Regions from separate parts of the Homo sapiens genome. Here region 2 is linked to region 1. Evidence: chromatin contacts called from ENCODE Hi-C or POLR2A ChIA-PET data. All regions are on one chromosome and are shown on one strand. The core of a region is the stretch at or near the end of the contact, and the rest is flanking DNA. Distances in the headings are between cores, read along the strand shown.

Region 1 (3,439 bases), core at 894-3,393:
GGGACTACAGGCGCCCGCCCCCACTCCCGGCATTTTTTTTTTTTTTGTATTTTTACTAGAGGTGGGGTTTCACCATGTTAGCCAGGATGGTCTCGATCTCCTGACCTCATGATCCGCCCACCTCGGCCTCCTAAAGTGCTGGGATTACAGGCATGAGCCACCACGCTCGGCCACATATTTTCTTCTTAAATTGAGATAGGATCTCGCTCTGCTGCCCCGGCTGCTGTGCAGTAACTGCAGTCCTGGCTCACTGCAGCCTCCACCTGTGGGCTCAAGCGATGCTTCCACCTCAGCCTCTCAAGCAACTGGGACTACAGGTGTGCACCACCACACCCGGCTAATCAAAGACTCACCTAAAAAATGTGGCTGGGGTCCAGGCGCAGTGGCTCATGTCTGTAATCCCAGCACTTTGGGAGGCTGAGGCGGGTGGATCACCTGAGGTCAGGAGTTCAAAACCAGCCTGGCCAACATGGTGAAAACCCGTCTCTACTAAAAATACAAAAATTAGCCGGGCACGGTGGCAGGCACCTGTAATCCTAGGTACTCTGGAGGCTTAGACAGGAGAATCACTTGAACCCGAGAAGTGGAGGTTGCAGTGAGCCAAGATCGTGCCATTGCACTCCAGCCTGGGCGACAAGAGTGAGACTCCATCTCAAAAACAAACAAACAAACAAAAAACAAATGAACAAAAAAAAAACCATACTCACAAAAGTAACTGCCACTGGGAGAAAAAAACCCTCAAGTGGACATGAGGGTAGATTTTTTTTTTTGGAGATGAAGTCTCACTCTATTACCCAGACTGGAGTGTAGTGGCGTGATCTCGGCTCACTGCAACCTCTGTCTCCTAGGTTCAAGTGACTCTCATGCCTCAACCTCCCGAGTAGCTGGGACTACAGGTGTCTGCCACCACACCTGGTTAATTTTTGTATTTTTAGTAGAGACCAGTTTCGCCGTGTTAGCCAGGCTGGTCTTGAACTCCCGACCTCAGATGATCCGCCCACCTCGACCTCCCAAAGTGCTGGGATTATTGGCATGAGCTACCGCGCCCGGCCAGATTTTTCCTTTTAACTGGAAACACAGTGCAGGCAGGCCTCGCTGTGGTCTGCAGTTCTGTTTGTAAGGGGTAAGCCCAGGAAGCGAATCTAGACAGATGCTGTCACCACCCCACCCACCCCACCCACCCCATCCACGTAGAGCAGGCCACGTGTGTGCTGTGTTCAACTCTTTGAACCTCAGGTTTTCTCGAGATTTTTTTTTCTTCTTCCTACAACTGATTTACCTCTGCATTGTATTTTCCTCAGGCTGATGTTAAAATGGTTTCTATTGCTTGATCAATAGTTGGGTAATGAGACAGGGGAGGGGGCAGCCCGGAAGTTTTCTGACGGCAGAAGGAGCCCGCCCTGAGCCGGGGGACGCGCTTGCTGGGGAAGGAAGAGGCTGTGGAGACCACTCTGAGTGGTGGGCTGTGCAGCCGATTATTTCAGACAGGTGATGGGAATTGGCAGTTCAGAGATGTGCAACCCCTTTTAAAGCAGTCCCTTTGGCAAAAGCCATGGAAAGGATTCAATGATATTAACAGGGCTTTTTTTTTTTTTTTTTTTTTTTTTTTTTGAGACGGAGTCTCACTCTGTCACCCAGGCTGGAGTGCAGTGGCGCGATCTTGGCTCACGGCAACCTCTGCCTCCCGGGTTCAAGCGATTCTCCTGCCTCAGCCTCCCGAACAGGGCTTTTCTCCCGTCCTTTCCCCTCCCCTTTCTCCCTAAGGATACACTGGTGCTATATGGGTAAGGCTGGGCTGGAAATTCTATAAAGAGGCCCATCCCTTAAGTGTTTTCTAGAGAGGGAGAGGAGAGGAGCAGGGGCGGGCTGGCAGCTGCACAGGGTGCTGGTTCTCCGGACATCGCCATCTGAGGGCGTGTGGCCCACACGCGTGCTGCACCCTTGTCCTGGGTTCCCTGTGTGGTGTGCGCACACACTCACCTGCCCCGAGAGGTCGCATTCCTGATCAAAAACCATGTACTCGTCCTCCTTGCTGTACATTCCCAGGCCCACCTTGAGAGGTTTGTCACTGGCATCGAGCCGGAACTTCAGTTTACACAGGCTATCGAAGAGTTTGGACAGGTGGCGGCTCACCTGGGAGGAGGCAAGAAGCGGGAATTATGCAACGGGGGATTTGAAAGGCATGTGCGTGGCTTGGGCTTTCCGTGGGTGGTTTTAGGCATCGTTCTTTTTGGAATATACTCCCCATCTTTGATCAACGTTGACTAAACATGACTAAGTCAACAAAAGGAACCAGCGAAGACTGCTCTGAGTCAGGACACAGAAACCAGGCCAGGAACCGCAGCCCTTCTAAGCCAAACATCCATTCTGGAAGATTTCTTTTTGGTGGGGCATGGTGGCTCACACCTGTAATCCCAGCACTTTGGGAGGCCGAGGCAGGTGGATCACCCGAGGTCAGGAGTTCGAGACCAGCCTGACCAATGTGGAGAAACCCCATCTCTACTAAAAATACAAACTTAGCCAGACGTGGTGGTGCATGCCTGTAATCCCAGCTACTTGGGAGGCTGAGGCAGGAGAATCACCTGAACCCAGGAGGCAGAGGTTGTGGTGAGCCGAGATCGCGCCATTGCACTCCAGCCTGGGCAACAAGAGCGAAACTCCATCTCAAAATAAAAAAAATTAATAAATAAGATTTCTTCTTTTTGAGAAGGTTCTGTCCCAGATCCCAAGCCACACACTCAGTCTATTCTTGCATATCCCTTCTTCTTGTGTAACCTCTAACCTTACGGTCAAAATAAAATGCAAGCGCTTTCCCTTCACCTAGTTAATTTTTTTTTTTTTTTTTTGAGACAGAGTCTCACTCTGTCGCCCAGGCTGGAGTGCAGTGGTGCGATCTTGGCTCACGGCAACCCTCTGCCTCTCGGGTTCAAGCAATTATCATGCCACAGCCTCCTGAGTAGCTGGGATTACAGGTGTGAGCCACTGTGCCTGACCTCTTTTCTCTTTTAGAATAGCCCCAAGGAGGCACCTGTTCCTTGCTCTTGGGACCCTGAGATTTAACCAGCTGACCAGAGCAAGACCCACTGAGAGGTGTGTCTTTCAGAAACAGTGTCTTACTAAGCCTCTGGCATACGACCCATTTTCTAGAAGGGGAAAATGAGGCACAGAGAGGCAAATTAACTTCTCAAAAGCCAGGCCAAGTGCAGAGCAGGATGTGAGGCGAGTCCTGCCACGTTTCTGCCATGGCTGGGGACCCCAGGGCAGCTTCTGGTGCAGAGGGCCTCCTGGAGATGATGGGGCACGTCCAAGGACACTTACCCCACCCTAGGGCGGTTGAGGTAGAGGTGCCCACCTGGGGTCTGGCATGATGTTGGCTTAAACACCGGAATGCAAGGGGCCCCGCCTACCTCCACGGGGTCATTGCCATTGGAGAGAATGT
Region 2 (3,223 bases), core at 699-3,198, 110 kb after region 1:
GGGGCATGATTATTATAATGACAGAAAGGCCCAGTGCCCTTTGGGATGAGCATGGTGACTTAATCTGTATCCCTAAAAGGGAAATACAGAGCTGGTGAACCAAAGGCTGGTATCAGCCACCGCAATGAAAAAGCATCTTCAGTCAATTTCATAGCCCCAGAGCCCATCCGTACACGAGGATCCCAGGCCTCCTTAAGAAAGAGCCCCACAGTGGCCCTGCAAGTATATTTGATAGAGTCCCTCAATTTTTTTTTTTTTAACATAGAGACAAGGTCTCACTATGTTGCCCAGGCTGGTCTTAGACTCCTGGGTTCAAGTGATCCTCCTGCCTCAGCCTCCCAAAGTGCAGGGATTACAGGTGTGAGCCATTGCACCTGGCCGAGTCCCTTAACCTCTCCCTAAAGGAACCTACGGACATGTGTCAGAGTATACGCTGGGAAAAGGGAGGATGCAGACATTTCAGGGCTGTTGGATCCACGGTCTGAGTTGACACTGACACCAAGAGGCCTCAAATGCTGCCGATTCTTGCCAGCTAGGGGGCTCTGTGATGGGCCAGAAGTAACGGGAGGGCAGAGCGGGTCTGAGCGGCGCATGGGTTGGACTGTACTGGGAGCCCCTTCCCCTCCTTCATGTCCTCTGGGTCCAGCAACAAGCTTCGTGTCATGGTAGCTGACGGTGCTTTGCCTCCCCCACTCTGTGTCCCCGCAGTAGGACTTCTCCGAAGACACGGGGAGGGGCAGCTTGTGCAGGCACAGGCCTAGAAGTTCAAGGGCATTGATCCCAACTTGAAGACATTACAAAAACGGGTGAGAAATGTCTCGGTGTGCACACCCTAACACGTCAGCCTGAAGATGGGCTGTGAAAGGTGAATAAAACACAGCTTCCGGTGCACAGAAATCGAGTCAGCTGTTAACTTCAGGTTTTGTTTGCTTATATCTTATTTTATTTGCTATTTTAAGGTATTTCTGGAGAAGACCTAAAGGACAGGGAACTACTGTCTTGCAATCCTAAGGAGAAACTCCAGAAGCCAGAGCTGGCTTGCAGCTTAGAAGAAAACTTTCCTCCCATGGAATTGTGTCCCTTGGCAGTCCTCATAACGCCCAGGAATGACAAAAATCTCAGAATGACATCTTGCTGGAAAGGATGCAGCGAATGTGGCCTAGAAATATAAATTCACATTACAGATGATTTCAGAACCCTGGCTTAGGCCTGAAAAGGACCCATGAGGCCTGATGGGGGCAGGCCTAGGGGCTTTGTCAACAGGACAGTGTCCTAATTTTCTAGGCCATCTTTATGAAGTCTCCAGCTGTCAGTCCACATGGCCCGCTGTGTCCCTACAAAGCTATGAGAGACAACAGGACTAATCCGCCAGCCCTCTTCTTTGGTGCCATGGCAGGAAGCCACACTCACCAGCAAAGCTGACCCCAATCTGAACCTGCAGACATGCAGCTCCCGGGCACACACCCACACAAATGTCCCTGGGATCAGATCGCTGTGCAAAGACAGCATAGCCCACACCATCTTGTTGGCAAATGAGAATGTAGATGAGAGGGCCACACAACCTGGCTGACTGTGTTGGATGATATCGGAGACGGTGGGCAAAGCCAGCCTGCTGGGCTGCCCCATCTGCCTTGCCCAGGGCAGGAAGAGGTTTTTCAGACTTTGCCCATGAGTATGTTACCAGCAGCAAATCTGCACGGGTCAGCAGCAACTCCATCCTTGCCTCCTCAGTGGAAAGAATCTGGAGCAGAAGTAGGTTTAAGGTAGAGGGAGAGATTGAGGCACGTTTTAGAACAGGAGTGAGGGTTTATGAAAAAGTTTTAGAGCAGGAGTGAAAGGAAGTTAAAGTATACTTGGAAGAGGGCTGAGTGCGCCACGTGAGAGATCCAAGTGACCGCTCAGCCCTGGGCGTGGGGTTTATCCGTTGGCACGGCTCTGGAGTTTTCTCTTCTCCTCCCTCGGTTCTTCCCTTGGGGCGGGCTGTTGCTCAACAGCCCCATGCAGCAGTGTTGGTCAGCACTCAGGAGGGTAATTGCATGTGTAGTGAGTTGACTGAGGTTGTGCGCATGCTCTCTAGGGGCGGTTTTCCTTTACTGGTTGAATGCCCCCAGAGGAAGTTCATACATCCGCCATTTTGCCTCTTAGTGCGCACGCTTGAGCCCACTCGCCCAACTCGAGAGCTTATCGGGAAGCTGCTGATCACCAGTTTCAGGTGTTTTTTTATTTATTGGGAGACCATCTTCCCCTGGTGTGAGCTGCAACCAATGATCATTTCAGAGAGACAGTTTAACAACTGCCTGACCATCACCTGATGGTCACCTGACATTCCTGGGCTGGTGGGCGCCACTCATGTCTGCCTAACTTCCTCCTCTAACAAGCAGAGCCATGGAATGAAGACAGGCAGCTCAGGCAGGGTCGGCCAGCCTGCACCCAGGGCTTCCAAGGCATCTTCTATTCCAGGGAGGCAGCGTTCTCCCCAACCTCCGCCAAGCCAGCATCCAGGGATGTCACCTCAATAAAGGAGGCCTCCCAGCCTGCACTAGGCACCTCCAGCTCCTTTCTGTAGGCCCCAGGAGCCTGTGACATAGAGCAAAATGTCACAGTCATTGAAGGCTCTGTGTGCAAGTAACAAGTCTCCCATTCAGAGAACTGCTCCCTCATCAAGCTCTCCTGGCAGCCCCCACCAGCATGCTCTCTTCCCGTTTAACCCCAGCAGCCCCGCAACTCATGCTTCCAGTCTGGTCCTAGCTCATCTCCAGAGCAGCGATCAATATCCATAAAGAGCTCCCTACTTGGAGTGCTGGGCCAGCTCTTTGCCCAGGGAGGGAGTGGAAGTCTAGGTTGATCATAAAGAAGTCAACCCACCCTGAAGTCACCATAAACCTAACAGGGGCCTTCCTTAAGGTATCCGTGACTATTTTACATATGCCTTGAGTTTTATAGTAGAAAACAATCAGGTGGGCTAAAGAGTGTGTGCAGGCTCATGTGCATCCAGCTCTGGTTGGTTGGAACTATCATGCCCACCCCAGTGAATCCACTGGACCACTTCGTTGCCTGACAGCCAGTGACGTATTTGGTCACGTGCAGCCACGTTGCCTTTAGGTGGCAGTGCCACTGGAGAGCTCCTCACATCTCCCTGTCTCCCCCAGCAGTGCAAGGGTGTGCAGGGATTCAAGTATTTAATTATTAAATTAAATCAAAGCCTTGAGGACTGTGTGTTTTA

What was found. A loop is a pair of places that touch in the nucleus more often than their neighbours do. ChIA-PET counts read pairs that join two places held with the same protein, here RNA polymerase II (POLR2A). Pooled maps may share reads with other maps.
Region 2: a map of mammary epithelial cell shows a loop between it and region 1 (2.4-fold over the local background). The contact joins two enhancer-like sites. A Hi-C loop is called at or near these places in 19 of 168 maps with a recorded cell type or tissue (CD14-positive monocyte, Calu3, HCT116 and 9 more), 1 of 37 single-sample maps with no recorded cell type and 14 of 50 pooled maps. POLR2A ChIA-PET finds 5 or more read pairs at or near these places in 3 of 52 experiments (A549, HepG2 and activated naive CD4-positive, alpha-beta T cell).

Annotation. Positions count from the first base shown.
Region 1 is chr17:78,503,313-78,506,751 of GRCh38, forward strand. It overlaps DNAH17 (dynein axonemal heavy chain 17), which reads right to left. Exons shown (of 81, transcript NM_173628.4): 30 at 3,408-3,439; 31 at 1,981-2,133. Among named protein-coding and RNA genes, the nearest start is that of DNAH17-AS1, 20 kb to the left of the region's middle. Within about 2 kb of position 2,144, at least 2 of the 41 ENCODE cell types and tissues checked have a DNase peak (open chromatin) inside an H3K27ac peak, as active enhancers do.
Region 2 is chr17:78,616,468-78,619,690 of GRCh38, forward strand. SCAT1 (S-phase cancer associated transcript 1) reads right to left here. Exons shown (of 5, transcript NR_110849.1): 5 at 917-1,159. Among named protein-coding and RNA genes, the nearest start is that of SCAT1, 14 kb to the right of the region's middle. RefSeq lists enhancers at 1,814-2,315, 2,316-2,815. Within about 2 kb of position 1,949, at least 2 of the 41 ENCODE cell types and tissues checked have a DNase peak (open chromatin) inside an H3K27ac peak, as active enhancers do.